Regions from separate parts of the Mus musculus genome. Here regions 1, 3 and 4 are each linked to region 2. Evidence: chromatin loops called from intact Hi-C (ENCODE). Cell type or tissue: left cerebral cortex. All regions are shown on one strand. Links, peaks and the distances in the headings refer to the core of each region. The heading gives the core; the rest is flanking DNA.

Evidence for each region. Peaks named below come from ENCODE experiments on the same cell type or tissue, not always from the same donor. Only the 100,000 strongest peaks of a DNase experiment are listed, where the experiment ranks them.
Region 1: it touches region 2 in a loop (3-fold over the local background); 24 of 42 quality-filtered maps call a loop at or near these places.
Region 3: a loop joins it to region 2, with 3 times the contacts of the local background. A loop is called at or near these places in 23 of 42 quality-filtered maps.
Region 4: a loop joins it to region 2, with 3 times the contacts of the local background. A loop is called at or near these places in 14 of 42 quality-filtered maps.

Annotation. Positions count from the first base shown.
Region 1 is chr5:66,693,139-66,701,273 of GRCm38, forward strand. No RefSeq gene overlaps it. Among named protein-coding and RNA genes, the nearest start is that of Uchl1os, 21 kb to the left of the region's middle. In left cerebral cortex, for the core only: a CTCF peak has its summit at 4,150 (motif pointing right); a DNase peak (open chromatin) is centred at 4,152.
Region 2 is chr5:66,991,943-67,000,077 of GRCm38, forward strand. Limch1 (LIM and calponin homology domains 1) reads left to right here. Exons shown (of 26, transcript NM_001001980.3): 9 at 1,201-1,236; 10 at 5,178-5,304; 11 at 6,705-6,862; 12 at 7,038-7,446. Gm33040 (a long non-coding RNA gene) reads left to right here and starts at 7,534. Exons shown (of 2, transcript XR_376998.1): 1 at 7,534-8,013. In left cerebral cortex, for the core only: a CTCF peak has its summit at 5,101 (motif pointing left); a DNase peak (open chromatin) is centred at 5,100; H3K4me3 peaks cover 774 bases.
Region 3 is chr5:66,706,915-66,715,049 of GRCm38, forward strand. No RefSeq gene overlaps it. Among named protein-coding and RNA genes, the nearest start is that of Uchl1os, 34 kb to the left of the region's middle. In left cerebral cortex, for the core only: CTCF peaks have their summits at 3,699 (motif pointing left) and 3,912; a DNase peak (open chromatin) is centred at 3,754.
Region 4 is chr5:66,726,269-66,734,403 of GRCm38, forward strand. No RefSeq gene overlaps it. Among named protein-coding and RNA genes, the nearest start is that of Limch1, 16 kb to the right of the region's middle. In left cerebral cortex, for the core only: no CTCF peak of the experiment used is centred there; a DNase peak (open chromatin) is centred at 3,278.

The DNA of each region.
Region 1 (8,135 bases), core at 2,848-5,347, 300 kb before region 2:
CTCTAAAACCTCAGCGTATCTGGACCACACTCAGTTTCCTGCCCATCTACCGTGTTAGATAATGACCCAGCCGCTAATTTGACACAGTTTTTTTTTTTTCCTCTTCGAATGGTGTGGTCTTTCTAAAGCATTTCTTTGTTTACCTGATTGGTTTTTCAACTGGGGTTATCATCCTCAGGGAGACAGGCATGCTTTTGCTACCGTGAACTCCTTGTGTAATCTGATTGCCTGGTGTCAAGTGTGCACACACACACACACCCAGTTCTGCAGGGTGGGATGGATGTCAGGGCCACCCGTCTCCCACAGGATTGTGCAAGAAGAATACATGTAGGACTTTGTGCATGTGGCCATGTCTTGAGTAACCTTTTCGATGTGACTTAAACTGTTCAAATTGAGAGCTGAGCATAGTGCACACCCTGGTAGTCTGAGGAAGAGCATCCCTTGAGCCTAGGAGTTTGGGGACTAGCCTGAGCAACATAGCTACATCCTGCCCCTCCCTCAAAAGGTAAAGTGTGTATGTGTGTGTATGTGTGTGTGTGTGTGTGTGTGTGCGCACATGCATACACGTGTGTGTGCACCGTGGCATGTTTTTGGAGAACATAGAGCAAACTTCTGAGAGTTAGTTCTCTCTTTCCACTCTGTGGGTTCAGGTCTTTGGGCTAAACAGCAAACACTTTTACTTGCTGAACATCTTGCGGACCCCAAACCAGACCAGGTTCCTTACCAGAATACCTTAAAAAAAACAAAAACCAAAAAAACAAGCCAGGTGTGGTGGCGCACGCCTTTAATCCCAGAATTTGGGAGGCAGAGGCAGGAGGATTTCTGAGTTCGAGGCCAGCCTGGTCTACAAAGTGAGTTCCAGGACAGCCAAGGCTACACAGAGAAACCCTGTCTCGAAAAACCAAAAAGAAAAAAAAAAGAAAAGAAAAAAGAAAAACAAAAAACAAAACAAAAAAACCTCCAAGTTCCTAACTCATAGCTCACAACCCACAATGGTGTCATTTATGGTAAGATGGCACATTCAGTCTCCCGTAAGATGAAGGGTCAAGAGCTATTTGCACTTTTGAGGGTAGAGATTTTTAATTTCTTTTTGAAAAATGATTTGTTGGGGCTGGTGAGATGGCTCAGCAGGTAAGAGCACTGACTGCTCTTCCAAAGGTCCTGAGTTCAAATCCCAGCAACCACATGGTGGCTTACAACCATCCGTAATGAGATCTGATGCCCTCTTCTGGTGAATCTGAAGACAGCTACAGTGTACTTATGTATAATAATAAATCTTTGGGCCGGAGGGAGCAGGAACTTGAGTGAGCAGAGGTCCTAAAATTCAATTGCCAACAACCACATGAAGGTTCACAACCATCTGTACAGCTACAGTGTACTCATATATATAAAATAAATAAATCTTAAAAAAAAGTAAAGAAAAATGATTTTTTTTTTTTATTTATGTGTGTCTGTGTATGCATGCGAGCCCATAGAGACTAGAGGAGAAGATCATGGATGCCGGGGAACTGAACACGGGTTCTCTGCAAGAGCAGCACCTGCTTTTTAACTGCTGAGCTCTCGCCAGCCCTGTTTGGGTTTTGTTCTTTGTTTTGGTTTGTGTTTTAAGTTATAGACAAAAGAAGATTGCCTCAGCCCACGGTTCTGGCTCAAGGTTGAGGGGCTGTGTCCCGTGATGACCTCTGGAGAATTCCGAGGTTACTCGGGGTATTACACGGTGAGCCTGGCCAGTGGTGCTGAGTGTTAACAAGGGAATTGTTTAACTGGAAATCTGAACGATGGGGCCAAAAGCATTTTTAAAACGTGGGCTCGTGGGTTTATTTGCTTTGAGTGAAATGAAAATATCTGTAGTACTTCTCAGCCGTGCTCCGTAAGCTAAGCCAGTTAAACTCTTTAGAGCACAGAAAAGATGAAGAAGGAAGTGATGGGGACAGGGCGAGAAGAGAGAGGAGAGGGCCATGTGATCAAAATACACTCTATATGCATATGAAAATATAATGAGACTCATATATAACTAATAGAACAAAAATGTCTCTAATAGTTTCAGGAAAACCTTCAAATATCTAGCATTCGGATGTTTAAATACAAATTTAGGCTCCCCCCCCCATTGTTTTCTTTTATTGAAAAAAAAAGATGCTGGGTTTGGAGAGATGGCTCAGCAGTTAAGAACATTGACTGCTCTTCTGGAGGCTGGGGTTCAAATCCCAGCACCCACAGGGCAGCTCACAACTGTCTTTAACTCCAGTTCCAGGGGATCCTGATATTCTCACACAGACATACCTGGAGGCAGAACACCGATGTAAATAATATTTTTAAAATTAGGAAAATGATAGATTCTTTTCTCATACACTATATCCTGATTACAGTTTCCCCTCCCTCTACTCCTCCCAGTTCCTCCTCCCCTCCCCCCTCCCCTCCCCCCTCCCCTCCCCCCTCCCCTCCCCTCCCCTCCCCTCGCCTCCGGACCCACTCCCTTTCTGACTCTCATTAGAAAAGAACAGGCTTCTAAGAGACAACAACCAACATGACAAAATGTAATAAGATGAAACAAAAGCTATCATATTGAAGTTGAACACGGCAGCCCCACAGGAGGAAGAGAGTCCCAAGAGCAGGCACATGAGTCACAGGCCCATTCATTCTCATGGTCAGGAATCCCATAAAGATGCTCAGCTGATAGCTAGTGCAGACCACTGTGGGCCCGTGACTGCTGCTTCAGTCTCTGGGAGCCCGTATGCACTTTGATTATGATTCAAAGGGCTTTCTTCTCCTGGTGTCCTCCACCCCCTTTGGCTCTTACATTTTCTGCTTCCTCTTCCACCGGCTCCCCTGAGCTCTGAAGGGAGGGATTTGATGGAGACCTGCATGTTTAGGTGGTCCTAATGAGTACTAGTAATGAGGGGTGCAGAGTCTCAGCTGGTCATCTTTTGTACCCAGGTGAGGCATCCAGTGGCAGGACTAGGTTGTATTCACCTGAATTGCTGGCCAAGGGGGTCCCATGGAAATCCCCAAACACCCCACACTGATGCTGAGACAAAAGGTTGCTCTCTGAAAACTGGCAACAGGGCCACATTGCTGAAGACAACACCCACACAACTCATTGAGCATGGAGAAGCCAAGCTGTGCCCGTGTGGAGTCTTAACCCCTGTGTTCTAGTCTCTCTGGTAAAGGAACACACTCTGCAGGCTACCTAGAGAGAAACATGAACACCATCCCAGCCACAAAACCTTCCACCTACAATCTATCCTGCTGCAGAATATGCTAAGGCAATGGTAGCACAGGACTTGTGGGCATAGCAACCAGCCAGTGTCTGATTGGACCTAAGGCCCACTCCAGAAGAAACCCACACAAAACACTGCTTGGGTAACAGAGAACCAGAGACTAGATAGCTCAGAGACCTAGAATAAAACCAAACAGCTACTGATCACAAACAAACAAGACCTAGAATAAAATCTAACAACTACTGATCACAAACCAACCAACTAACAATTCTAATGATAATCTTCTACAATTATAAATCAGAGCTTTATCCAAGGCTTATCAGAAAGGGTTCCTCTGGCAGCAGATGGTAACAGATTCAGAGACCAGCAACCAGACATTATGCAGGGGTGGGGGGGGGGAGGGGAGAGAGAGAGAGAGAGGGAGAGAGAGAGAGAGAGAGAAGGAGGAGGAGGAGAGAGATGGGAGAGAGGGAGAGAGGAGAGGGGAGAGAGATGAGAGAGAGGGAAAGAGAGGAGAAGGAGAGGGGAGAGAGAAGAGAGATGGGAGAGAAAAGAGGGAGGGAGAGGGAGAGGGAGGGAGAGAGAGAGAGAGAAAGGAGGAGAGGAGAGAGAGATGGGAGAGGGAGGGAGGGATAGAGAGGAGAGGGGAGAGAGATGAGAAAGAGATGAGAGAGAAAGGGAAAGAGAGAGGAGGAGAGGGGAGAGAAGAGAGATGGGAGAGAAAAGAGGGAGGGAGAGGGAGAGGGAGAGGGAGGGAGAGGGAGAGGGAGAGGGAGAGGGAGAGGGAGAGGGAGAGGGAGAGGGAGAGGGAGAGAGAGAGAGAGAGAGAGAGAGAGAGAGAGAGAGAGAATCTTAAGCCTAAATTCTCTGTTTACATCCAAAGTACATTAAATGACTTATTCAAAGCTATGCTCATTATGGCCACAAGGTGGCAGTACAGGAAAACCTATGGCATTTTTGTAGCCAAGCAGAAGTAACCAGGAGGAGCAGTGTGGACACCACCCTCATTTTGCCCAGTGTTTTGGGCTAGATGATCTTGTCTAGATATATTTTAGCCAACATGAACCCTGAGGATTGGATATTTTTGCTGGGCCATTCATAGTTCTGCCAAGTTTTATTATTTTATGGTAAAATCAAAATGAACAATAATAAGTTCAAATCAGAAGTCCATTATACAGAGGGAATGGGGAAGAGGGCTGGGGGGAGGAGGATCAACAGGAATGAAGATACATGAAAACGGTGTAACAAGATGCACTATTCTGTATGTGTTTTAAAAGCTAGCATGATTAATGATTAATAATACTCTGCTGACATTGAATTAGATTTTTATCCCCCAAATGATGGGTTTTACATAATCAATTTTATGAAGAAGTAAAGTATTGTATTCAGATCTGTCTTATTGGGAAATGCTGAAATCACCTGTAGAGTATTAAAGTGTAAGATCTCTGTAGAGCCGAGTGTGATCACACAAGCCTATAATCTCAAAGCCCGGGAGGTGGAAGTCGGATCTGTTGTGAGTGTGAAGCCAGACTGAGTTAATGAGACCCCATCTCAAAACATTTTTTGATAAATTAAATAGGTCTTTAGGGAAGTATTTGCCCCAGCACTACAGCTAGCATTCCCCTCTTTTTCCCTTTCTTTGGCTTTGGCTTTGATTTAAGACTCAGAAACTAAAAGCATTCTTAGGTTCTAAATCCCGTGTCTTATGCCTGACTGGTCTCTGCCCCACCCCACACAGGGATGTGTGGATTTTAGGCTGACTTTGACAGGATTGCAGGCGTGTACCATCACAGCCTGTTTCATATGATGCTGGAAGTGAACCTGGAGCTTCATGCGTGCCAGGCAAGTCCTGTCAATGGAGCTACATCCCTAGCTCTTTCTTCTCTTGTGTGTGAGTGTGTGTACATCTATTTCTGTGTAGTGTGTGTATAGTATATGCATATGTTTATGTATGTGGAGTATATGTAATGGGTACAGTATGTTTATGTGTGCATGTGTGTGTATATATGTGTGTAGTGTGTGTGTATACTTCTATTTGTGTGTAGTGTATATAGTGTTTGTTAGTGTGTTTACATGTGTGTATAACTGTGTGTATATATGTGTGTATGTGTATGTATACTGTATGTAGATAGTATGTTTATGTCTGTATATATGTGTATGTTGCATATAGTATATGTGTGCGTATGTGTGTATTGCATGCATGTGTATAGTGCAAGTATATGTGTGTATAGTGTGTTTATGTGTGTGTATATGTGTGTGTATGTGCCCAGTGTGCCTGTGTGTAGTGTGTGTGTATGGTATATTATGTGTGTGAGTGTGTGTGTGTGTAGTGTATGTATATATGTGTGCATGTGTGTATCTGTGCAGAGGCTTGTGTCACGTGTCTTCCTCACTTCCCACTCTATTTCTGAGGAAGAATCTTACACTGAACTGAGAGCTCCCTGATTTGACAAAACTCACTGGCCAGGAAGCTCCGGGAATCCTCCTGCCTCCACCTCCCCAGTGCTGGGTTTATAAGCATCTCCTACCCTGTCTGTCCTTCAAGACAGATGCTAGGGAACAAACTCGGCGCATGCTTATGTGGCAAACACGTTGCTGACTGAACCACCTGCCCAGCTACTCTGCTTTTATTTAAAATTTGCCCTGATTCATAATCGTACACATTTATGGGGGTAGTATAATGGTTTGGGATATGTGTATATCTTGTAGTGATCCAATGAGGGTCATGAGATTAAAAAACAACAACAACAACAAGCAAAGAAGTTAGTATCTAGAGATTCAAAAGACTGTGCACAGGGTTTTAATCTACAGAACACCCCAGAGGGACTTTGGAAAGCTACATCTAATGTGGCACTCGGGCTTCATCAGGGAGGCTGTCTCCTGCCTAGCCTGGCTCTGAGCACCAAATGCACGTGGGGCCTGCCCCTTGCTACCACAACAAAGAATTTAGTACAAATTTCTGTCGCTGTGGACTACCTAATTTGACTAGAGACTCGTTCCTAAGAAATCTGTGGGAAGCAGAGTCCCACAGTGGTCACTGCACTTCCCAGCCTTCCGTGTACAGACCTGTCGCTGTCCCCGGAACTCAACACTCATATACACAGCACTTTAAGGGATTTTTACACGTATGACAAGGTCCCAATTGAGTTGACCTGAGGGTGTAATGGTTCTGCTCGGCTGGTCTGATACTCCTTGAAAAGGATTAAGCTTTTCCTAGGTGAGGAGTGTCCAGGAGCGAGGGTAGCCCACAGATGACGAGAGCCAGCAATAAGGAATTTGGCTAACAGCCTATCTGAGCCTGTTCTACCCCAGAACCACCAGAAAGGGACCCAGCTCAGCCAACTTCTTCATTTCAGCTTGCAAGACCCTGAGCAGACCCCCAGCCATGCCACACTAGACTCCTGACTGATATTGGGTGCTAAAACATGGGTCGTGGTATTCCGCTTTGCTTTGGGGGTCATCCAGGATGTGGCAACCTAAAACTCATGTGCAAGATGGTGCCACATGTCATGGAAGCATGGGGAACCTCCTCATTGTCCCCCCTAAGCCATCCCCTGCTTCCCTTGTCACTCAGAGCTGGACCAGGAAGACAGCATGTGGCTCGTCCATCTCCTCCCCTCTAGCCCCCCAAGTGTGAGGTGCAAGGGCGTTGTGGCGAAGGGCCATAAGCCGACTGCTGGGACCTCTTGCAGATGTCTGAGGTCACTGAGGTTCCTCTGGCCCAGCCTGGAGCCTTTGTCTGCATATGCTTTTCATCATGAGACACCAGGCTGGCGAGACATAAACAGGAAAGGTGACATGGAAGCTCGGTTATTTACTGAAATCTGACCTGCAGGGCTCACCCATTGCTGTGGAAGGTTACAGAAATCCTATTTGTTTGAACACAGTTATAGAAATATTCTTTGTGTTCATGGGAATGAAATATTTCACATTTTGTATGTGGTGAGGAATTCCAGACCCTTTTGTCTGGCCTGCTGCCTGCTTCTCTCAGGAAACATTTTTTTTCCTCTCTCTCTATTTTTTCCTCCATAGCTGCTGCACTCAAATATACCACCAATAAGCAACTTCAGTTACAGGCTTTCTTTCCTTTTTCTTTTTTCTTTTTCTTTTTCTTTTTCTTTTTCTTTCTCGTCTTTGTCTTTGTCTTTGTCTTTTTCTTTCTTCTTTCCCCCTTTTTTCTGTTTTCTTTTTGTTTGTTTGTTTGTTTGGATTGGTTTGGTTCTTGTTTGAGACAAACACACCTGAGTTCATTCATATATATATATATGTATATGTGTGTGTGTGTGTGTAAATATATATGATATACACATATATTATATACATATGTAAATATGTGTTATATAAATATTATATAATGATATTTATATATGTATTTGAACATATGAAATCCACATTGAGAGATTTATGACAATAATCATTTTAACACTGGAAATTGTCCATTAAAATTGTCTTTGAAGGCTGGAGAGATGGCTCAGCGGTTAAGGGCACTAGCTGCTCTTCCAGAGGTCCTGAGTTCAATTCCCATCAATCGGCTCACAACCATCTGTAATGGGATCTGATGCCCTCTTCTGGTGTGTCTGAAGACAGCTACAGTGTACTTACATATAATAAATAAATAGATAAATAAATCTAAAAAAACCCAACAAATTGTCAAGCTATTAAACAAGTTTTTGTTGTTGTTGTTGTTGTTGTTTAAATTGTCTTTGAAGCCAGGTAGGTGGCACATACCTTTAATCCTACCACTCAGAAGGCAGAGGCAGGCAGATCTTTTGAGTTCAAGGCCAACCTGGTCTACAAGTGAATTCCAGGACAGCCAGGACTACACAGAGAAACCCTGTCTCAGAAAACAAAACAAAACAAAAAACAACCAACCAAAAATTGTCTTTGAAATGAACAATGGTTCAGAGGCCAGGTCTG
Region 2 (8,135 bases), core at 3,623-6,122:
TTTCTCTAAAATTATAGGAAGAAACATTCAGAAATTACCTGATAGGCTACCGATCATGGGACAAGGTAATGTTTTGCTGACCAGGTGTGGTTTCTGGAAGCTAGAAGCAGGATAGAGTCTCCTTACAGCATTCAGAATACAGAAGTGACAGCCGGATGGTGGTGGCGGCAGCGGCGCACACCTTTAATCCCAGCACTTGGGAGGCAGAGGCAGGAGGATTTCTGAGTTCAAGGCCAGCCTGGTCTACAGAGTGAGTTCCAGGACAGCCAGAGTTACACAGAGAAACCCTGTCTCGAAAAACCAAAAAGAAAAAAGAAAAAAAGAAAAGAAAAGAATACAGAAGTGAGAGAAGTGAGCAGCCTTTTGGGAGCAGAAGAAGACAGTGCCTTGCTGCAGGGATGCTTGATCACGGGAGTTTTTCATTCAGATGCGTGCTCCTGTACAGTGATGTTCTCACCTTCAGATCTTTTCTACTGTGTAGCTTCATTTGGGCCTCACATAATCATACTGCCGAGGATGTAGCTTTGTAAACCCAGATTAGCAGGAGAATAGAAAAGATCAGGACAAACCTTGTTTTTTTCCAGCTGTGGGATAGCCTCTGAGTCTGGTTTTGATTAAGACGACCCGTTTTCTAGGAATTGTGGTTTCTGTCAAATGCAGGCGGAAAGTACTGATTGGAGTTCTGGCTGAAGTTCTGATTTGCTCTTAGAAAACCCGTAGGAATAGCCTTTGATATTGTCTGTGCATTAACACATCAGAGCAGCTCAGTGAGGGTTCATGTATGTTGCATGTCCATGACGGCCCATTACACCAACACAGGGGCATGAGCCATGTGTGTGCGAATAACTGTAGTGTATTTGCATTTTAGGCTGTCTTTTCCGAATACTGTGAGTTAACCCCAAGCTTTTGTGTTTCCATTAAACAGAGTTTTCTTTGTGGGCAGCATGGGATTTTTTTGATTTCTCTTCTGGGTCTTAATGGCAACTTTATACCCTTTGGAAATATGAAGGCTTTGATTTTGGCTTTTTTTTTAAGTAGCTAATGAATATTGCTAATTGTGTAACAACATTTCTCTTACAGCATGACCAGCAAAAAAGGTTTGGTAGACACGAACTGATTTCTCCCACAGTTTGTTTTTCCAGGTTGGTCACAGCATCCGCTCTCTGCCAGCCCTCTCTAATTTTGTATTTGATCTTGTAGATACGGTCCCAGAACTCCTGTGTCAGATGACGCAGAGTAAGTGGCATCTATCGTGTTCATAGGATCACATTAATCACTAGCCTAAACTGCATGCTTCCTGTACTTACCACTAATTGGCATGCAACGGAGGCTGCAGAGAGCTGCACAGTCAGCCCAGTGCACAGACGAGCACCGGGGTGCCACCGGGGTCGTGTGTTCTGTGCAGGGGAAGTGATGGAGACAGCAACTTAAGCATGATGCTAATGTGTGGCTAATGCTGCAGCTTTGCCGCTCATTTCCCACTGCCTGGCATGCTCAAGCCGCTCTTATGACTTGGACATTGGTACCCTTCCTGAACCATTGAATTAGGGAAGGGGGTGTCATGAGGTTTGCAGTTTAACTCCCAATGCACAGGGGCTTAGCCTAAACAAAGAAGTAGTCATTCTTACAGTCACTTTTTTCCCCAAAACTAAAAAAAAAAAAAAAAAAAAAAAACCAACCAAATCCTAAACCACTAATTATAGATTCAGAAGCCCAAGTCTCTACCAGGTTGGAGTTGTATAAACTGTGGGATGTTTAAGACCCAAACATTGGGGTTTTGTTCAAGTTCTGTGGCATAGCAAGGGGTCAAGGGTATAAAACAAGAACCCGGGTTCCTCTGCCTACCGCTTGCTTTTCTTCTGGAACAGAGGTCTCTTCCCTACCCTGCACCTCACATCCCAGGTTGAGAAAAATCGTATTCACCCCATCTGTGACCTTACAAACTCTGTCCCAAAGTTGGCTTTCCTGTAAGCAGAACCTTGTGCCCTTGATGTACAAGGCCGAAGGTTTTTCAGGATGATCTTCTTGGGTGTGGTGATTGGTCTTCTGAGGAAAAGGATTTAATATTTCATTCCAACACGAGTTGCACAAAAGTGTCCACGTGGCCTGACAGAGACCTGGCCATCAGCAGAACGATGGATGTTGCTTGCTCTCCTGACCCAAGTTCCACAGCAAATCAGGGCGTAGAACCCACAGATGTCAATTCTACTGATGACAACCATAATGGTATTTAGGCAGAGATGGGGGCTTTAGACAACTCTTTTCCCATCATGCTTTTCCCTGTGTTTGTGTTGAGGAGTCTTAACCCTGAGCGCTCACATTCCATTGCCAAGTTCCAATGGGCAGTCTAGAATTATGTAGTTCTCTAGGAGACAGAACCTCCGTGTCCCCAAAATGCAACTCAGCCTGTGCCTGACTGACTGCAATGAGTTAAGCCAACAGTAAAACTGAGACCTGGGTATGACTCTTAAATCCTTCAGCGGCAATATTTCACATCGCTGACAGGAGGAGGCATGCGATTGAGAGGCCAAGCCCTACTCTGATCTGATGAGCAGCAACATTGTGAAGGATGGATTTATTCCCCCCAGACGTGCGGCTGCAGGACAGTTTGCTCAGAGTGGATCTTGGGGAAGGAAACTACATTCAGAAGATTGTAGACCTTGCCTAAGCTTGCCTTAGAAACCCCAGGCACAGAAAAAGTTAGGAACTGTTTAAAGGGGTGGGGCTTGGCACCCCCTTCTCTGCTGTTTATCCCTGTGGACCAGTAAGAACTCAAGGAACTTGTTGTCTAGAGGTTTTATTTGAGAATATACAAGAGCGCCAAATGATCACTTACAGAGGGTGCTGTTGACACGAGTCATGGGGAGAACAAAATCACAAGGCGATGCTAAGAGTTAATTTTTAAAATAGAATTGGATACTACTGTCTTGTAGTTTCTTTCCCCTCTCCCTTTCCCAACAATCTTTAAAGGCAATTACTGGCATAAACTACACTAATTAATTGACATACAAGATATAGCCCAATCAAAAGACAAAGTGTCCTGATTAAATATGTCAGGGTAAACTTACCATAGACATAGTGAAATCTCCACCTTCTGGCCAGGCAGGATCTCTCTGTCATTCCATGTTCTCACATTCTCCTCAATGGCGCATTGCTCCTCTCCCAACAGGACTCTGCCGGAGGGCCTGCATCTTGGGAATGTCAGGGAACATTTTATTCAGAGTTTTCTTACTTCAAATTGGACTTTTTCGGATTCTTTTATGCAAACAATTGATATTTCTTTAAAAAAATACAAAAAGCCTGGGTTAGGGAGATAGTTCTTCCTGATATAGGAGAGTCCCACTTAATTATCTGGCCTTTGGCCACATTTGGGCTACGCTAAGTTGGAGCTTCACAGTGGGAATGGAGATGGTAAGACTGTGAGGACCTCACTCAGTGACTGGCTGGGGAAGGAACTGAATCCCGTCCTCGGAGGAAGCCAGCTCTTTCCTTCTCACCCCTGCAGAAACCAATGCTCTATGGCCATCTACTTTGGTCAACCTGGAATTCTGCCCTTTGGAACACAGGCAGCAAAGGCAGGGGCCTCCTCTCTCCCCACAATTTGTCTACTGGTCTGTAAGACGTGCAGCTCAGAGACGTTTATTCCTCTGAAAGCCTTAGTAGAGAAATTGTAATTTGCCTCAAAGTAACTGGCTATATTATTATTTTAAAGGTAAGACCCGTCCCCTCACCTCCAAGCATAGGGGGAAAAAGTATAAGAGTTTCCATCTATCTCTAGAAGACCTACTTATGTGAGAGAAAAAAACCCATTATGGGTTAGACTTTTCTACTTACACACACACACACACACACACACACACACACACACACACACACATCCCTGCAGTTGAATTCTTCGAACACTCTAGCCTTGAGTTGTAATCTCAGGTTAGATTTTCAATGTCCAGCACCTGGAGAAAGGGGTCAGGAACCCAGCTCGTGCAGATTCACCCCACAGTGCTCCTGCTGTGTGCACCTCTGATGATGCCTGGAGTCAGTTGGTTTCCAAGTGCAAGTCTTATCCCTGCCCCCCTCAGCACCCCCTACCCCCCTCACACACACACACACACACACACACACACACACACACACACACACACACACCCCGTGCGCAAGCCATCTTCAAAAACGTGGATTATCACCCTCTTCTATACCTAGGGGTCTTAGAAGGTTTCTCCTTAACTTTCTTAACTCCTGAACTCCCAAGCTTAAGTATGTTCCTACTTAACTTCCTGAGTAAGTGATCCGGGTGACCTTTTGGTCTCAGAGCTAGTCTCCCTCCCCCATGGGGGAGGGGAGGGGGCTTTGCTTTGGTCTCTACTCCTGTGTTACCCTGCTGCTTCAATGCTTGCTCTTAACAGGTCTGTGTGAGCATCACAGAGGCTCTGTGGTCTTAGCAAGCTCCTGCAGAGTTTATCAACTGCAGGCACAGCCAAAAGGGTTGCTTTTCCTCATTACCCGCCCTGCCCTTTCCCTTCAAAAAGTAAAATCAGAGGAATCCCGTCAAAAATACATCAAAACAGTTGGGAGCACATTAGGGTGCAAAGTGTACCCTCATTTATGTGTGTGTTTCTTCTTAGTACAAAATGCCTTATTTTCTTGATTCCAAGATGAACTATCAATTATGTTATTATATAAAGAAAAAAAGAAAAAGAAATAGCCACAAAACACCCAGCCTTAACTTAAATATGCAAAGATGGTGTCTTATTCTTGAGGCCTTATGACTTTCTTTTAAAGTTTAGAAATCATCTCTGCGCACGTAAATCAGGCAAGCTCTCTCTTTTCACCAAGTGCAGTGTGAAATTCCACTGCAATGGAATGTTCCCGCCCGCCACCTCCTCCAACACATATATCCTCCCTAAATTATATACCTCTGAATGAGAGGAGTGCGAGCCTTTTAGATACTTTCTCCTGGCCCTTTCTCGGGCACCTTTCTAGAAAGCTCCCCCATTCAGGGCCATCAATGAAGACAAAGGCATCTCCTCTTGGCTGTGTTGCTGGCGGCTGCTTCCCACTGCAGAGCGAAGAAGCGGCTCTCAGCCCGGTAGCGCCCCCAGGCGGCGGTGTGCAGTGGCGAAAGGAGGCCGCCGCGGACTCTCATGCTGCTTGCTTTTTGTTTTTTGCTCTCTCCGCATCAGGAGCACGAGTATGTTTGACATGCGGTGTGAGGAGGAGGCAGCGGTGCTGCCGCACAGCAGGGCCCGCCAGGAGCAGCTGCAGCTGATAAATAACCAGCTGAGGGAAGAGGACGACAAATGGCAAGATGTGAGTTCTGGCCAAGGCCGCGGGCAGTGGGGAGGGACTCAGCCGACCACCCGACTGGGAGGGTAACTTGGACTTCAAAGTCATGCTGGGAAGGGCCGCCCCAGCATTACAGACAGAGACCGGCCTGGGTAAAGATTAAAGGAGAGGTCCGCGGGAACGTGGAGAGAGGAGAAACCGACACTGGTGTGTAGCAGCAGGTACTCTAGACCAAAGCTTGGTCACAAAGAGAAAGGATGGGAGGCAGGCGACTAGGATAGGCGCAGAGCTGTGGTGTGCTGTCTTTTAATATTCTGTATTTAAGACTGATGGATGACGACGATGACTGAAGCTGTCAGCATTAATTGTACCAGTAGCAGGCACTGTTCGAAACACTTTGCTCTGGGTAATTCATCGTTTAGTAACTGTGAACTAACAACGGTTATACATCCACAGATGAGCCCCAGCCCAGCTAAGTCACTGCCCAAAGTTCCGTAGCTAGTGAGTTGAGAGGCAAGATTCAAATCAGGAAAGGAAGGTGGGAGAGGCTGGTGAGAGTTCAGAGCCGTTGTACTGAGCAGCAAAGAGCGAAGGCAGGACGGGTTTGGGATTAGCAGAGAGAGAGGGGTCACTGTTGTAAACCTGACTCCACCATCAGTCAAAAAGTTGACTTCTCCAAAATTAGCATAATGTCATGATATTACAGCAGTGTCTAAGTGTCATCACATTTACTCCCAAGATTGTAAGCAGGGTTGGATCAGCCGCCCCCAATTATAGAAGATAAAAATGAGCTCAGAGAGGCCAAGAAGCACTGAACAATGCACACGCTAAATAGACTGGGCTATTCCCCATCTCCAGCTCACCCTTCTAACCGAGAGGCCGCTCCCTCACTGTGCTGTAACTACCTGTAGGACAGGTCTCTGTGCTCTCCCGAGGCCCAGAGGAATTCACACATACCCTCTCGGTGGATCCGGAAGACTCAACTCCAGAGCCACTTGTTCTGTCTTCACTCCCATCCAAGAGAAAGCTGTGCATGAATCTCTACCATTCTGGTGCCAGGATATCTATTTCCAATGCAGAGGTGGAAAGGGGGGGAGGGGGAGTTTTCTATATTACCTTTAAGACAGTTCTATCAACTTTGCCAAATGACATGAACTTTGATTGCATGTGTCACACCGCACTGTCTCAATAAATTGCTGTCCTGTTAATGATAGTGTTCACACTATCTGTTTCTCTCCCTGCCTTCCAGGCATCCTTATTCCAACTAGACTTTCACAGGATTGTCTGGAAGTGTCCCAGCATAGTGCCTTAGCGCTTATAGGTCCGTGAGTCACAGGCAGGGAATTCTGTGCAGGCTGAGAATGAACATGCTCTTTCTCTCTCTCTCTCTCTCTCTCTCTCTCTCTCTCTCTCTCTCTCCCCAGGACCTGGCTCGCTGGAAGAGCCGGAGAAGAAGCGCTTCTCAGGACTTGATCAAGAAAGAGGAAGAAAGGAAAAAAATGGAGAAGCTGATGTCTGGGGAAGATGGGACAAGTGAGCGGAGGAAAAGCATCAAAACTTACAGAGAAATCGTCCAAGAAAAGTGGGTCTTTGTGTCGCCAGTGCACAGTAGTGTCTAGTCATGCTTTCTCTAAGCCATGCTGTGGCCCAGGCGCCAAAATTACTATTTATAGTTTGGTTTTTACTCTACCTTGGTTGGAATCTCTGCAACTTTCCTAGATATTTATTGCTCTTCTTCCCCTCGTCCCATCCTACAGAGAGCGGAGAGAGAGGGAACTTCATGAGGCGTACAAGAACGCAAGGTCGCAGGAGGAGGCCGAGGGGATCCTCCAGCAGTACATCGAGAGGTTCACCATCAGTGAGGCTGTCCTCGAACGCTTGGAGATGCCAAAAATCCTGGAAAGAAGCCATTCAACAGAGCCAAACGTGTCCTCCTTCCCAAACGACCCCAGCCCCATGAAGTACCTGCGGCAGCAGTCACTGCCCCCACCCAAGTTCACTGCCACGGTTGAGACCACCATAGCTCGCACCAGTGTCCCAGAGAGCATTGCGTCAGCAGGCACTGGGTCTCCAAGCAAAATCATCACTCCAAACACAGTGCCTATGCTGACACCCAGGCCTTACTCCCAGCCCAAAAACTCTCAAGAGGTTCTGAAGACTTTTAAGGTAGGATGAATTCTGAGAGAGAGAGAGAGAGAGAGAGAGAGAGAGAGAGAGAGAGAGAGAGAGAGAGAGAGAGAGAGAGAGAGAGGAGAGGGAGGAGGAGGAGGAGGAGGAGGAGGAGGAGAGAGAAAGGAAACCGAATTGTGGGTAGCTTGTGGACAGAAGCCTTTTGTCAAACAAAAGCCAAACACATTTATCGTGGACCATGATACACATATTTCAGGAGCTTTTCTTGCAGATACTTAAGGGATGGGTGTTCCTCTCACTTCTCTTGTTCCTCTTAGTGGGCTCCCAGTGATAGACAAGTCACCTGACAAGCGAGGTCTGTTTTCTGGTTTGATGTGATGGTTTCTCATAGAGCAGAGTAAACCAATCCTCATTTAGCGATCCTCCAAACCTGTAGTTATCAGGGTGCACGGCAAAGTCAGACCGTGTTTGCCTTTTGTTTAAAAAGAAAAATATATACAGCTATATCTTATAGGAAGAAATTACACTCTATCCAAAGAATTGCTACACTCGAGGAAAATAGCACATGAGACACATGGTGGCATGGGGTGTGCTTGTCATCAGGTAAGACAGGGTTTTCCTCGAGCGGAAAATTGGGCTGTGTTACTAGAGATTCTATAAAATCATTTTTGAGAACCAAAAGCCCTTTGGCAAGCAAGCATATTTGCGTTTGCTCATATTTCAGT
Region 3 (8,135 bases), core at 2,675-5,174, 290 kb before region 2:
CTCGGCAGGGAAGGGGACTTGCCTCCAAGCCTAACTGCATGAGTTCAAAGCCCTGCAGCCCATCTGGTGAAGAGAGAAAATTGACTCCTGAAGATTGTCTTCTGACTTCCATGGCTTGTGTGTACTCATAAATACTTGTAAGCATACAATAAATAAGTAAATGAAAAAAAAAGTTTAGGGGTGCTTAGACCTTTCAGCAGTTATTAGGGCGAGAGACCCCAGTTTGGTTCCTCAGCATTCCCGGCTGGTGGCAAACAGAAGCCTGTCACTCCAATTCTAGAGGACCCAGCTCTTTCTTCTGGCCTCCACTTGTGTCTTCACTCATATACACATACATACCCATACATAGACACACATTTTTTTTTAAAAGTCTTTAAAATTTCCTGTGTTTAAAAATGATCAAAAACCTCAAACCAAACCAAATAAGCAAGCAAATAAAACAAACAAACAACAACAACAACAACAACAACAAAAAAAAACTGGGCATGTAGCTATGTTGGTAGAATGGCCTGGCATGCGTGAAGTCATGGTTTGGATCCCTAGCACCATGCCTGTGATGGTACCAGTTAAGAGGTAAATGCAGGAGGATCAGAAGTTCAAAGCCATCTTTGGTTATATAGTGAATTAGGGGGCAACCTGGGCTCCCTGAGACCCTCTCTCAAAACAAACAAACCCCAACCGATCAACCAAACAAAAACCTGGGCCAGAGAGATGGCTCAGCTGTTTAAAGACCCTTGACTGCCAAGCTTGACAATGTGGCTTTAATTCCCAGGATCCCTCCGATGGAAGAAAACCAAGTCCTGCAAGTTGTCCTGTGACTTCTATATATGCATAGACACAGACAGACAGACATACAGACATACACACACACACACACACACACACACACACACACACACACACACACACAGAGCAAAACCCCCAGACTAGGCAGACTTACTGAAGAGTGGTTTAGATGCTCTCTGTCGGAGCCTGAATAGATCTGTTTACATAAGATGTGGCCTTTACAGACAGGCTCAATCCCCAAGACTCTGCCCTCAGCTTTACAAGTTGACTGCTGTATTATGGATACAAAGCATGGACCCAGAGCTTAAAGTCCCAGCCCAGCTGGCCTCTGTCATGTCCACCCTTCTGCATTTACTTCCTGTGGCATGTGGCCTCGTTTTCTGTGGAGTCAGCCTTGCCCACTCTCTCTTTCAGCAGGCCTGCTTGGCTGACACATTGGAGAGGCTGTGACTACATATATAGAGTCATCAGACATGACATAACCTGCAGCAGCCAGTGCTGGCCTTTGTCGGGCGTCTTCGACCAGGCCAATGAGAGACAATCAGACTGACCATTCTCCAAGAAGGTGATTCTGCCTTTAAGGTCTTTTTTGGTGTGAATCAAGAGACTTTGAGCTGAACCAAGTCTGAAATGTAATTCAGCAGTAGATTAAAGGCCTGGTTTCATGCCCAATATTACCAAGGGTGGGTGAGAATCGTGAGTCAAGGCTAGCCTGGGCTGTACATAGTGAGTTCCAGGCCATCTTGGGCTACTTAGCAAGACCTATCTCAAGGAAACAAAAGCACCAATGAAATAGGCAGACTGGATCCTGATGTCATATTGATGCCCTTGAGATTAGCTTGGATCATTTTCGCTGTATTCTACAGTCACGGGGGTGGGGTGGGGGGTGGGCAAGAAACTCCTCTCACCCCCCACTTCAGCTATTTTGAGGTGAGGCCTGCTGTTTTCAACCAAAAGGCACCCAACTGAAATACACAGACTTTCATTTTATTTTACAACAAAGCTCTTGCTTTATTACACTTAGACATCTGCTTTCTCTTTGCCGACCATACGCAATGGGAATGAAGTCGACCCTTAATTGGGACTGCAGTGTCTTAAATTGAAAGACTGTAGGCTAAAAGGAGATTGTATTTGCCAAAATGAAGGGAGACTAGCTCCATCTACCGCTCTACTGTGTCTTGTCTCTCCTGAGTCTTTGGATATCTTACTCTCCCTTCTTCCCTTTAAGTTTCATGCTTATCTGTTTTTGACTAGGGGCACGTGCATGCCACAGCACACACGTGGAGGTCAGGGGTCAACTTGGACTGTCTCCTTTCACCATGCAAGGCCCCCGGGATCGAACTCAGGTCATTGGGCTTGGCAGCAAGCACCTTTACCCAATGAACCATCTTGTCAGCTTCCTTCTTCCCTCTTTATCTCTATTTAAGAAATACTGTTACACTTTTGAGGCTTCTTATTTTAAAAAGTCCTTTGAGAGATGAACCCCCTGACTTCCATGTCTGTGGCCTTTCCAACCCTCCCTATGGTACAGCCATACACCGCATGATCTACCAAATGCTTCCGAATGCTTACACAAGGGACCCTCACCTTTGGTTTTTGCTAGTTTGTTTGTTTATTGAAAGAGTCTTACAATAAACCCTAGACTGGTGTCGAACTCAATTAAAGCCAATTGCTTGAGCCTCCCAAGTGCCAGGATCAAGGTGTATAGCATTCCACCTGGCTCAACATACATAGACATACAAATAGTCTCAGTTCTCAAAGGAACCCTCCACAAACCCTCCTCTGCCTTATAGGCAAAAATAGTACATCGCAAAATAACTCACTCAGCCTCTAAAAGCTGATAAACAAGAGCCAATATTCAGAGAGTTCTGACTCCATGTACGATGTGCCCCCAATTTCTCTTCAGGCAAACACTTTGCTGTCTACAACTGGCTTAAGGAAGATGAGAACTTTTGCCTGAGGCTCGACCTAAAATTAAAATGCTCTTTGAAGATTCTCCATGAAATCAAAGCTGCACATTATTTTAGTTATATATATATATATATATATATATATATATATATATGTGTGTGTGTGTGTGTGTGTGTGTGTGTGTGTGTGTGTGTGTGTGTGTGTATGTGTGTACACACACAATACTGGATGTGGTGGCTCATAGCTATGATCTCAGTAGTTGGAAGGCAGAAGCAAGAGACCATAAGTTCAAGGCCAGTCTAGGATACAGAGGTCCAGTCTAGCCTGTTACTTAATGAGACCCTGACATGACATCAAACACAATTGAAATGAACAATTAAAATACATTGACTGCTTATGGCATGCTGCGCACAGTTGTAAAAGCTGAGGCTATCACAGTGGACAAGAAAGAGATGATTCCCTGTCTCAGAGCACTGGGAGGACAGAGGGCAAGTGTACCGACGACAGATGAGCCAGGCTCTGCGGGATGGGATGACTTCTGTGCTGGGAAACTGGGAAACAAAGATGTAGAAAGGCTAGACTGAGGGCTGGGTCGGGGGCAGTGTTATTTAGATCAGTGATTCTCAACCCCTTTGAGGGCTGCATATCAGATATCCTGGATACCATATACCCTGCTTATCAGACATGGAAATTAAGATTCATAATAGTAGCAAAATTATATTTATGAAGTAGCAATGAAAATAATATTATGATCGGGGGGTCACCATGACATGAGGACCTGTATTGGAGGGTCACAGCATTAGGAAGGTTGAGGACTGCTGCTCTAGATGGTTGCTGCTCTAGAGGTTGTGGAAAGCCTCCTAGAACATTGAAAAGGGACATGTGGACAGAGTTCCAAACAAAGGAGAAACAGAGGCATTCGGTTTCCTGGGGGTACAGTGCTTGTGCCCCCTGCTGTGGAGGGGATGATCTTTAAAGAGGATTTCTGATTTATTCTACTAGCCTCCACTAGATGGACTCCCTAAACGTAGGGAAACAGAAACTCTGCTGGTAGCGTGGAGTGTCCCAGAGAGACGGGAAGATGCTGATCACCAAGGGAATTTGCTTTCTTAAAGATGCAAGTCACCTACAGGGTATACATAGCCCCAAAGAGGAGGACTGTTAACTGTTAACTGTTAACTGGCAGAATCTGAATCCAATCTTCTTTAATAGTGACAGAGCCAGTTTCCCTAGTTTACATATATTTAAGCTAGGCTAAGAGATGTTCACATTAGGCTGGGCTGAGTGACCAGTAGGTGGAAGCTCTATGTTGTTTGTGGCTTTTCCACTACAGTTCTTTCAAAAGCTAGTCACTTGATGCTAGTTATCTGACATATTTGTATTGTAGTTAGTTGTTACTAAGGATATACAGAATTGATGTGATCCTCAAAAGTCTTAGATTTTATGACCCTTGAGAAATTGATCGTTTCAACGTATATGAAAATTCGAAAGAGCGATCTAAGCTGAAGTCTTTTTATTTTTTATTTTTTGGTTTTTCAAGACAGGGTTTCTCTGTATAGCCAGCCCTGGCTGTCTTGGAACTCACTCTGTAGACCAGGCTGGCCTCGAACTCAGAAATCCGCCTGCCTCTGCCTCCCGAGTGCTGGGATCAAAGGCGTGTGCCACCACCGCTCGGCTGGCTGAAGTCTTTAAGAACGTATTAGCCATCAAGACCCAAGGTGCTCTTGCTGTTAGAGAGCAGTGCTGCAAAGGAGGGCAGAGACCAGAACGCAATAGACAGCCCAGAAATCAAGCACGTGTAACTAAGTTTCTGACAAAGGGGTAATAAAGCACAAAGAGGGATGGCTTCACAGGGAAGAGGAATTCTAACGTTTAAGCTCTACAGTCCACACACACACCAGTTCCATATGTAATTTATAAAAACAGAGCATTTACGAGGAAGCAAGAATATCTTTATGACGTTGGTGGAAGTAATAATTTCTCCAGCAGGACACGAAAGCCCAGACCACAAAGAAAATAATAAATTAGACTACAGAGAGACACAGTACTTTATTCACTGGAAGAGCCCACGGAGAGAATGAAAAGCCCACAATACGGGAGGAAAGTGTATTTCATGGAGCTGACAAAGGTGATCAGAGTGCACAACTAACTCCTAAGATCAAGAAGACAATCCAATAGCTAAACATAGGTCTTTTCACACTTAGGCAAAGTGCTCTATCTACGCTGTGTTCTGAGCTAAATATCCTCACAGGGTACTTGTCACACACAAAGGCTAGATCTTACCCACAAGATGAGGTCAAGAAACCAAATACAAAGGAGTGTCATCCATTCATAGAAAGGCCAGGAGCAAGCAGGGCTATTTTCATGACCATAGTGATTGCCTTTCACAAGGAAGGGCTTTCTTTAGTGGTGGGAAAGGGGCAAGAGGGCGCTTCTGAGCTCCTCTTCCCCCCCCCCCCCGCACCCCCCCCCCCCCAGACAGGGTTTCTCTATGTAGCCCTGGCTGTCCTGGAATTCACTCTGTAGACCAGGCTGGCCTCGAACTCAGAAATCCACTTGCCTCTGCCTCCCAAGTGCTGGGATTAAAGGTGAGCGCCACCACCGCCCGGCCCAGCTGAGCTCTTAATATTACATTTCTTGATCTGGGTACAGTATACAGGAATGTTATAATTTATGATCTGCACATGTGCACATATATTGCACACACACACACACACACACACACACACACACACACACACACACACAAACACTCCAAGAAAAGTTGATATTGCTGGGAATGTATATGTTTGTAACTCCAGCACTCAGGATTCAGAGGCAGGAAGAATTTTTTTTTTCCTTTTTTAGTATAGAATAGAGTTTATTTAGGGCATGGGAGGGGGAGTTGGGAAAGGAGGAGAGAGAGAGAGAGAGAGAGAGAGAGAGAGAGAGAGAGAGGAAGAGGAGGAGGAGGAGGGGAGGAGGGGGAGGAGAGGAGAGGAGAGGAGAAGAGAGGAGAGGAGAGGAGAGGCCGGCCATGAACACATGGAGCATGGAGAGAGGGGGAGGGGAATGGGGAGAGAGGGGTAAGAGGGTAAGAGAACAAGAGAGAAAAAGCAAGAAGATTCTTGTAAATTCAAGGCCAGGCAGGGCTACACAGCAAGAAGCTGTAGCCTGGGCAGGAGGAATGGACAAAGGAAGGGAGAGCGAGATGGAGATTTACTAAAACACTCCATGATTTAGATAAACAGAAGCTAGATTGGGAGACGACATTTGTGTTATTGCCGCTTGCCTCACAATCAGTCCAAAGCTTAGCAGCTGAGAACAACAAACACTTATTACCTCACAGTGTCTGAGGGCCAGGAATTTGGGAGACGATCAGGGTGTAGCTCCACTTAGGGTCTCTCTTGAGGTCACAGCTAACCCATTAGCCAGGGCTACAGTCATCTGAAAGCCTGACCGGGGCTGGAAGGTCCACACCCACAGCCCTGTGTTGTCCGCAAACTTGGGCTCTTGAGCCAGCTCGTCCTTGTGAGGGGCTCTCCACAGGCTGCTGAGTGTTCTCACCACAGGCTAGGGCCTAAGAAGGGAGCAGAAAGGATCAAGAGAGCCCTGCATGGAAGCCACAGGGTTTCTCACGGCCAGCTGTGGAAGAGTGTTAGCCCAATGCTTGCTCTCTGCTGTGGGAGCACAGTGAGGAAACACCAGCAGTCAGCGAGGGGGAGCCACCTTGCTGACTGGCTCCTAGAGAAGGTTTCATGTCTCATCTCTGTGACTAAATGCCTGACAGAAGCAATCTGAGGAAGACTCCTTTCCTTCCTCTCTCCCTCCTTTCCTTCCTCTCTCCCTCCTTTCCTTCCTCTCTCCCTCCTTTCCTTCCTCTCTCCCTCCTTTCCTTCCTCTCTCCCTCCTTTCCTTCCTCTCTCCCTCCTTTCCTTCCTCTCTCCCTCCTTTCCTTCCTCTCTCCCTCCTTTCCTTCCCCTCTCCCTCCTTTCCTTCCTCTCTCCCTCCTTTTGTGGGTGTGTAGAAATGTGTGTCACATGCGAGCCAATGATGGTGCCATACCAGAAGACACCGAAAGGGGGCGTCATATCCCCTGGCACTGGAATTACAGGCAGTTGTGATCCCCAGGAGTGGCTGCTGGAAACTGAATCCAAATCCTGTCGTGCTCCAGTCCCAGAAGTGACTTTTTTATTTTTTAATTTTTTTAGATTCAGGGGATTCAGTCCGTCATGGTGGTTGGGGGGGGGGGGGGGACGACGACGACGACGGGGAACAGGGCATCTGGAGTGGCTCAGCTGATGGGGTTCGGGTTCACCATGTTGTTTCTTATGCTAAGTAGATAAGGAAGCAGAGAGCCAGGGCTGGGCTATCAGATGCTGCCTCTCCTCTGCCAACCATGACTTGTATTGCAAAGACTCCCAAAGGCTACAAGCTGGGAACCCGGCATTCCAACACTCAAGCCTGTGGGAGGACATTTTTAATACAAACCATAATACTTCCACACCCATTTTTTTCTCTCTTAAATTACTAGGGGTATCTTTAGAAATTCTTAGGTCCTTAAACTTCCTGCCTCTCTGGTCCGCTGATGGGCTCAACTCTCCGACTGTTTTCCTGTCTAGTGAATCTTAGGCAGGACTTGCTGGAAGAGGAACAAATCCTCCCAAAGGGTATCTATGCTATGAAGATGTTTTTTTTCTGACCTGCAATCTCAGAAATTCTAGCTATCCTCTCTGTGCCTGGTACCTTATCTTAACTTGATCACCTGAAATGCTGCTGGGACAAACATACGTGCCATAACTGAAAGACGTTTTTCTGCTCAAACATAGGCACATTATCCCGACACCACAGTGGCTCACCCTCTTCTCTGCTTATTAGAATCCCCTGGGAAGCAGTTAAAGCTACAAATCCGCTAAGCCGGGTGTGTCTCTGTGCTCAGGACAGGCAGAGAGTCAGACAGGCAGAGCTCTGAGTATTTGGGCTAGCCTGGTCCATATAGCAAGTTCCAGGTGATCCAGCAGGTGGGACACAGCAAACCCCTATCTCAAAATAGAAACAAAATAACCAGGCCACCAAACAGAAAAGACAAAACAAAACCCAGTCCGTTTCCAGGTTTGCCAGATGACTGGAGTTTCAGAGCTGTTCTGCTCTTGCAGAAAGTGGAATCTGGTTTCTAGCACTCATGTCTGGTGGTTCACAGCTACCTGAAACTCTAGTTGGAAGGGAACTGACACCGCCTTGGACAGCGCACACATGTGCACAATTGAACCTCCTCCTGGAAACGTATACACACAATTAACTGGAAAAAAAATTGAAACACTAATTCCTGAATTCCCCTGAAGATCCACTGCTTCAGACCATCCAGAGACAGGCTCCCTAAATCTGCATTTTGAACATACTAAGAGCTGGGGAGATGGCTCAGCGAATGGAAGTGAGTGCTGAGCAGCCATGTAGACCTG
Region 4 (8,135 bases), core at 1,883-4,382, 270 kb before region 2:
ATTAGCCACACTTGACAAAGTCCAAGCACATCACCGAGCTTCAGGCTTATGTTTTAGAAGGAGCCTGGCCTCAGGCAAGCACCGAGTTCTGCAGATCACATCAGCATTACAACCAAGGGCAAGCCTAGCTGTGCAGTTTGAAAAAGCAGCCAAACAGGTCATACTGGGGACCGTCTAGAAGCCACAGTTCTTCCTCACAGTGAAAGCCACCGCCGCTTTGTCCACTGGCAGGAATTTTGAAATGGTGCTCTCTTTTAGCAGAAGACAAAATGATGGAAACTGGATATTGGGGTGGCTGAGGAGGAGAGGAGCGGCACAGAAGGGAAGATTTCGTTTCTGTATTGAGATGGTGCTTATAAGTGCTTAATAAACATGATGGCTGAATCATGAGCTGTGATTAAGATTAGCATCTAGCCTAAAAAGAAACACACACACACACACACACACACACACACACACACACACACACACACACACACATATATATATACACACATGGTAGTGGGGTCAGTTAGAGCCCCAAGAAAGATATGCAAGCCTTAACCCACAGTAGCCAAAAATTTTGAAGTAATGTTTTGTTATCTCTCTCTCTCTCTCTCTCTCTCCCTCTTTTCTATCTCTCTTTCCCTTCTTTTCCTTCTTCCTTGAGACAGGGTTGTACTAAAATAGTGTAGACTGGTCCCAAACTTGCCATCGTCCTATTCCAGAAATACTATTTTCTTTTAAATGCATGTGTTCATTTTAGACATTCGGTGGTTTCTAATCACCCAGTGATTAGTGTCTACAAAAGATGAGGATGGAGAGGCAGAGATGCACATGGCGGCAGCCATATGAAACAGGAAAGCCTCGCTGGGGTGATGTCCCCTGGGATATTGTCAGCCACAAGAGGCTGAAAGTGTCCGGGAAGGGTTTACCCTTCAGAGCCAAGAGAAAAATAAAGTTTTGTTGTTTTAACCCCCCAAATTGTGATTATTTGTTACAGAAATCTTGGGGCACAAATCTATTAAAGTAAGGTCAAAGATGTCATAAGCTATTTGTATGATTATTTTATAGTGCAAGTCTATATGAAGATGCTCTGTGGAGACATTAGTGTCACTTGGAGGCTTCAAGCCTCAGTCCCTCTTGGGAAGGACCACACTCTCTCTGCTCTGAAATCACCAGCTTGCTGTTGGAGCACATTGGTCTTGACTGGCTGCAAACAGAGGCAGGGGAGGCCATGCTGTAGATGACTCGGGATGTTGGGGGAGAAAACAGCTAATGGCCACATGATATGTTGCTCTAGATTTTGTTGCTGAGGTGACAGAGGCAAAGGAAAATAGATTGCATTGTGGCCATTTACATGAGAATAAAAATGTGAAGCCCTAGTGGTAACTGTCAAGGTTTCCTCTTGATGTGTGCTCTGTCATTTTTATGGTTAGATTATTTCCTGGAATGATGGAGGAAACGCTGACGCAGCACGTGCCATGTCTGACAAGGGTTAACCTTGAACTTGTGACCTTGGTCCTCTATTACAAGTGCTTGTCACTTGTGACTGGTCATGATTGAGCCAACCTTGTTTAAATTTTTTTAATGCTGGTTTTAATATATATAATATTATAACATGTATTAATATAGTATATAGTAACATAAAACATATTACATATTATCTAATATATAAAAATTATATCTGATCATGTCTACAAATAGGATGTTTCAGAGACCTGGAATTGGGAGAGGCCTCAGACGGTCTTTGGGGGTGACCCTTGCTGAGACTCCCAGCACTGGGGGATATGGATACTGAAGTGCTCACCTGTTGTAGCCAGGAAGGACTCCCAGTAGAGGGATTAGGACAGCAACTCATTCATAAAACCTTAAACCCAAAATATGTCCTGCTTACAAGATGTCTAGGGACAAAGATAGAGCAGAGGCTGAGGAAATGGCCAACCAACGACTGCCCCAAATTGAGACCCATTCCAAGGGCAAGCACTAGTCCCTGACACTATTAATGATACTCTTATATGTTTGCCGTCAGGAGGAACCTAGCATAACTGTGCTCTGAGAGGCTCCACCCAGCAGCAGATGGAAAGAGATGCAGAGACTCACATCCAAACTTTAGATGAAACTTGGGGAATCTTATGAAAATATTGGGAGAAAAATTGAGGAATCTGAAGAGAACAGGGACTCCACGGAAAAGCAACAGAGTCAACTAACTTGGACCCTTGGGGGCTCCCAGAGACTAGATCACTAGCCAAAGAGTGAGCACGGGCTGGACTTGGGGATGGGTGGGGGTGTGAGGTGTCAGGGGTGTTGTGTTAGTGGGGAGCTGTGACACCCAGAGTGGGGGCTTCCCTTCTAAGAGAAGGAAACCGTGGAATGGGGTGGGGTGGGGGGGAGGACTTGCCAACAGATGCTACTCAGAGTACCCCATCTGAGAGTCAAGCCTAGAGGATGTTTAAATTGGAAAATTTTACTAGATTAATCAAATAAAACAAAGACTACTTCATTGTCATTATTTCTCAGCTTGTAAGCATCAAGCCAGCCCCTCTTTGTGCTGTAATGTGTCAGAATGTTGGATTTCGCAAATTGCTGTTTGAGTTCACGATGAATTTCATTTTAAAAGAGACCATTAAAAGAATTTGGTCTAGGATTTCAGAAATTTCCAACAGTTTCTGAAATGGTTGTAAAAATACCCCGGCCATCTGTACTGTATATTTATGAGGAGCGACATTCTCAGTTTTAATCACAAAATCAAGATGCAGCAAGGGATTAAAGATGCCGTACAGTTACAGTGTTAAATGGTCAACAGTTTTCTCTTTCTTTAGGCTAGGTCTCATGTATCCCAGTGTTCCTGGGACTTGCTAAGAAGCCGAGAAGAGCCTTGAGTTCTTCTGAGCTCTGCTGAACTCGACCACCTTCTTACCTCTTGTGCATGTTACTCTGCTGACCACGATGGTCACCGAGACCTCTGCATGTATGGGACATGTACAGACGTCTCCCGTGCATTGTGACTAGTCCCTAAACAATGGAGAAAACTCATTTACATAGCGTTTCCACAGTATTAGACACAAACAATCGAAAGATATCAGTAAGTACCTGGGAGGACATACGAAGGTTATGTGAATGCCTTGCCATTTTCTGGAAGGATTTGAGTGATCTCGGTTTGATTTCTTCCAAAGGGTGACTCTCTTCTGTGAGACTGTACAAGGCCCGTGTTTGGGTTTTAGTTTCTGTATTACCATTTGTGAAGTGGGCATGGCACAAATTTAAGGCACATAGTGTGGGTGTCAATGGTGCAGACACTAACAGCAAAGTATAGAAGCAAAGAGGAGGCCTGACTGACACCTCCTCTTCTTCCTCCTCCTCTTCCAAGTTTTCTAGAAGGTGTAGAAACCAGTGGTTGCTACTGTTAGTTTTCCTTCCTGGCATTTCCTGATTTCTAGAAGCTGGGGCCTCTTTTAAGCCTCATTTTAAGATGCTGTGCAGGTTCCAAAGCCATGTCTGTAGCCTAGAGCTGAACTATGGGTCATTCATTAGTTTATGACCTTTGATTGACGATATCACCAAGAAGCATATAGAGAGCTGGCCAATTTTAGGGTTTAAAAAAGTAATATACACCATGTAGGCTTTGCCCAACATAAGCTGTGTCTTGCTTGCATATGTGTGCATGTGTGATGGGTATGTGTTCCCTTGTGTGTGGGCACCCATCCATGTGGAGGCCAGAGGTTGATGTTGGGTGTGTTTCCTCTTTGCTTTTCACTTCAGTGAGCCAGTGTCTCTGGATAAAACTGTAGATATTTGAATTAGCTAGTCTAGCTTGTTAGCTTGGTCTGGGGATCCTCTGTCTGCCTGGCCAATGCTGGGGTGGTGGCAGGGTTGCCATGCCCATATGTGTATGAGAGTCTTGCCTGCATGTGTGTCTGTGCGCCCATGTGAATGCTCGATGTCCAAGAAGTGAGACAGATCACCCAGAACTGTAGATAGGATCCATGTGTTCTGTCCTGTGGGTGCTGGGAACCAAACCTTCTCCTCCTCCAACTCTGTCATCATTTGTAAGAACAAGTGCTCTTAGCCACCGACTCTTTCCGCCTCTGCCCACTCACTTTTTTGTTTGTTTGTTTTGTTATTTTGGATTTGTATATAGGCTAGGATGTTGATGATATGAACTCTACACAGCAATCACCTTATTCACAAAGCCATCTCCCCAGCCTCTAGTCTGAACTGTTTTAAGTGTTTGCGTTGAATAGTGCTTCATTTGAAAATTAACCTTTATTGGTAATTTTATTTGATAATGTCATATGTGTATAAAGTGCATTCTGATATTATAAGCCTCCACTCTCTTTAATCCCCCCTCCTATCGCCCCACCCCCTCCCCTTCAAGTTCCCTTACCACATTCAAAGCTTTGTTGTTGTTTTGGGGACCCCCTGGGTTTACTCAGGACCATCCTGGGTTTAGAGCTACCAGTCAGAGCCTGGTGGACCCCTTAGTGGGCACAAAACCACTGAAAACAATGACTGCCCTCTCGCAGAATCCATCGGTAGGGACAGTTCAGCGTGCAGTGGGTAGGACCCTTTAAGCTCCGCCCCATCCACGATTGACTGTAGACAGGCTCTATCTGGTGCAGGCCCTCATTTTTATTAAAAGCACTCATGTTCTACATTTTAACTCTTTTCATCTTCCCATCAACTCGTTCATCTTGAGGTCCAGATGGATCTGCTATGCTTCTTGACCTGGAGAAACAGCCCAGGAAGCTTCCAAGCTAACTTCATTCTCCGCATGTTGTTAGCGGAAGAAAGCCTTGTAGGTCTACAGGCAGATGGCAGTAAAGAAATTAACTTGTACTTCAGCAAGGCTGAGGTTTCCATGGGAACGGAGGAAACAGCCATACTGCCTAGCATTTGAAAGGAACAGGAAACAGGCTTGCAGTCGGCATACCAATAGAAATGGCTACACTATCCCACGGCTCTTCCAGCATGCCTTTGGTCTTCCCTGCTTAAAACACTTTAACTTTAGGCAATAAGAGGAAAACCAATGGTGGCTGGTCACATGTAGAGTAGGTTAACAAGAGAATATTAGGAGACAGAACATGTAAGCATTTTTTGTTGCTAAAACTAAATAAGCTTTAGTTGTCTTCAGCACAAAAGCTACATTATTTACTAAGCTAAGATATATATTTAAAGAATAATTGATTTAGTTATGCTTGCTACAGAGAATAGATATTCAAATAAGCTTGAGTCTTCCCCACCCCCAGCCAATTTAGTTTTCTGTCTTTCTTTGTGTCTGCACGTGTATGTGTTTGTGTGTGAGAATATAGGAACACTCTTGTGTAAGTCAGAGGAAAATATTTGTTATTTATTTATTTATTTATTTATTTATCCATCCAAAACAGGGTTCCTCTGTGTAACCCTGGCTGTCCTGGAACTCACTCTGTAGACATGCCTGGCTTTAAACTCACAGAAATATACCTGCCTCTGCACTACCACTGCCCAGACCTGAAGAATCTTGGGTGTTAGCCCTCAACTGCTAACTTGAGACAGGATCTCTCTCTCTCTCTCTCTCTCTCTCTCTCTCTCTCTCTCTCTCTCTCTCTCTCTCTCTCTTTCATTTGCTACTATGTATGCTAGCCTGAGGACTTCTGGTGGTGCTCCAGTCTCCATTTCCCATTTCCCTATAGGAGTGCTGGGATCGCAAGTGGTTGTGCAACTATGTCTGGCTTTTACCTCCATTCAGAGCCTCTGCACCTGGCCCAGCAAGTGCAGATCTTAGCAACGAAAAATGCTTACATGTTCTGTCTCCTGATATTCTCTTGTTAACCTACTCTACATGTGACCAGCCACCATTGTTTTTTCTCTTATTGCTTAAAGTTAAAGTGTTTTAAGCAGGGAAGACCAAAGGCTTTGCCCACTGTGCCATCTCTAACCCCCAACATAGTTTTCTTTTAGGAATAGAATACGTTATTATTGTTTTGTCTAAATGGCCAGGTACTCAGTTGAAGGGTAAGGAAGAAGGCGCTCTGGAGAGCTGTGCTGCCTTCTGAACTAGAGGATGGAGAGGCTTGCGGGCTAGTCTAGTTTAGTGGTGAGATATTGGCTTAGTGTGTGTGATGCCTTGAGTTTGAGCCCTAGAACCACAAGAAATGGACAAAAAAATATAGAACCGAATCTGAGCTCACCTATGTCTGTCATCCAGACATGGATTAACCAAACTTCTGTTTCCTCTCTGCTATCAGAATTGTCCTCCTATAAGGCCCTGGGACAGCGAGCTGTCAGAATGTCCCAATAGCTGAATGTCTCTAAGAGATATTTTACTGCTGTCTTTTGCCTCTTAGATGTTCCTTTAATTGTGATTTCCCTTGTGCCTCATGGTGATGAAAAGGCTGTGGGTATTTTGGGAATCTGGGTGAGGGGAAATTGAATTGGGGTTACATAAAGTATGGATTTATGTGGTCACAGTTTAGCAGATTGGGTGTGCTATTGCCAATGGATCCGGCTTAGGAACAACTTGCAGGGATATCTGCACCATTCACTTCTTGTGCCATTGGGCGCTATGACAGAGAAGAATTAGGCTCTTGGTGGAGCTATGCCCATACCCTTCAGTGCCTGCAGCCAGGACTGGTAGGGCTGGGGTCAGGGAGAGAGGAGAAGCAAGGTTAAAGTGAGATGAGGAACTCCTCTTGGGGAAATCCCTTTCATCAGTAGACACGAGGAATCAGAAATGGAGGATTTGATTCTTAGAGCTCTGTCAGTACCGAAGCTCTTGACCACAGGAACAGCTGTAGAGTGGGGTATGGTAGTGCAGGCTTGCAAACACAGCTACTAAAAAGGTCAAAGCAGGTGTGCCTTGAGTTCAAAACCTGTGACCAAGTTCAGTGCCAACCTGGACAACTTATCAAGACCCTGCTTCAAAATATAAAAAGTAAAGAAAACAAGGGTTGGGAGTAGAGTTCTGTGGTTGAGGTATTGCCTAGCTCATGCAAGACCATGGGCTCAGTCCCCATAATTGTAGAATGAATGAATGAATGAGTGAATGAGTGAATGAGTGAATGAACTAGTGAGTAAAACTCTCTTGGCAATACATATATTACACATTTAAAAAATGGTTGTTTATTTTATTTTTATGTGTATGTATACTTGCATGTATGTACGTGTACCTTGTGAGTATGGTGCCCAGGAGGGCAGAAAAGTTCCGTGGATCTCCTGAAGAGTTACAGGTGGTTGTGAGCCATCCTGTGGGGACTAGACACCGAACATGGTTCCTCTTCAAGAGAAGCCAGTGGTCTCAACTGCTAGGGCATGCTTTAGTTCCTATACTGAACATTTTTAACAGGATCCGGCACAGAATTTCTCACACCCCCCATGACTGAATTTACACACAACATCACTTGACAGTGACAAAAGCAACATAAAACTCAGCACAGAGCAACCACAAGGACATCAGTGACTAAGTGTGCAGTGAGTGCTGCTGACCTAGAGAACATTTAAGATGGGAAACTCAGGCTGGAGAGATGGCTCAGTGGTTAAGAGCACTGGATGCTCTTCCAGAGGTCCTGAGTTCAATTCCCAGCAACCACATGGTGGCTCACAACTGCCTGTGATGGGATCTGATGCCCTCAGCTGTCATGCAGGCATATGTGCAAATAGAACACTCAAATACATAAATAAATAAATCTTGTTTTCTCTCTTTTTTCTTTATTTCTTAAATAAATCTTTTTTAAAAAGATGATAAACCCTCAGTGAGCAAACACAGGAAGTTGGACAGTCCTGGATCTAGTAGCTGGCTTGGTGCTGCACACCAGGAATTCCTGAACTCCAGAAGTGGAAACAAGAAGACCAGCCTTTTTAGCTGGCTAAGATGTGAGGGGTTTCTGCCACCCATTTCTACAGCCGTGAAGTATGTCATGCCTTCTCAAATGATGAACTGAAGCCATAAGCCAGAACAAATTCTTCCTCCCCAAGGTCGCTTCAGTCAGGTATTTGTCACATATATGAGAAAACCTAAGTAATGCATACATACAACGCAGGCACATGTTACGTGTAGGACGTGCATTTGGCCTTCCCTGTAGAGTGGTCTCTGCCATCCACCTGTCCGTCTATCCCCTGCACTAAGTTGCTAACTGCCAAGACGTGAGTGCTGATCTCACTACTACACCTTGAACAAC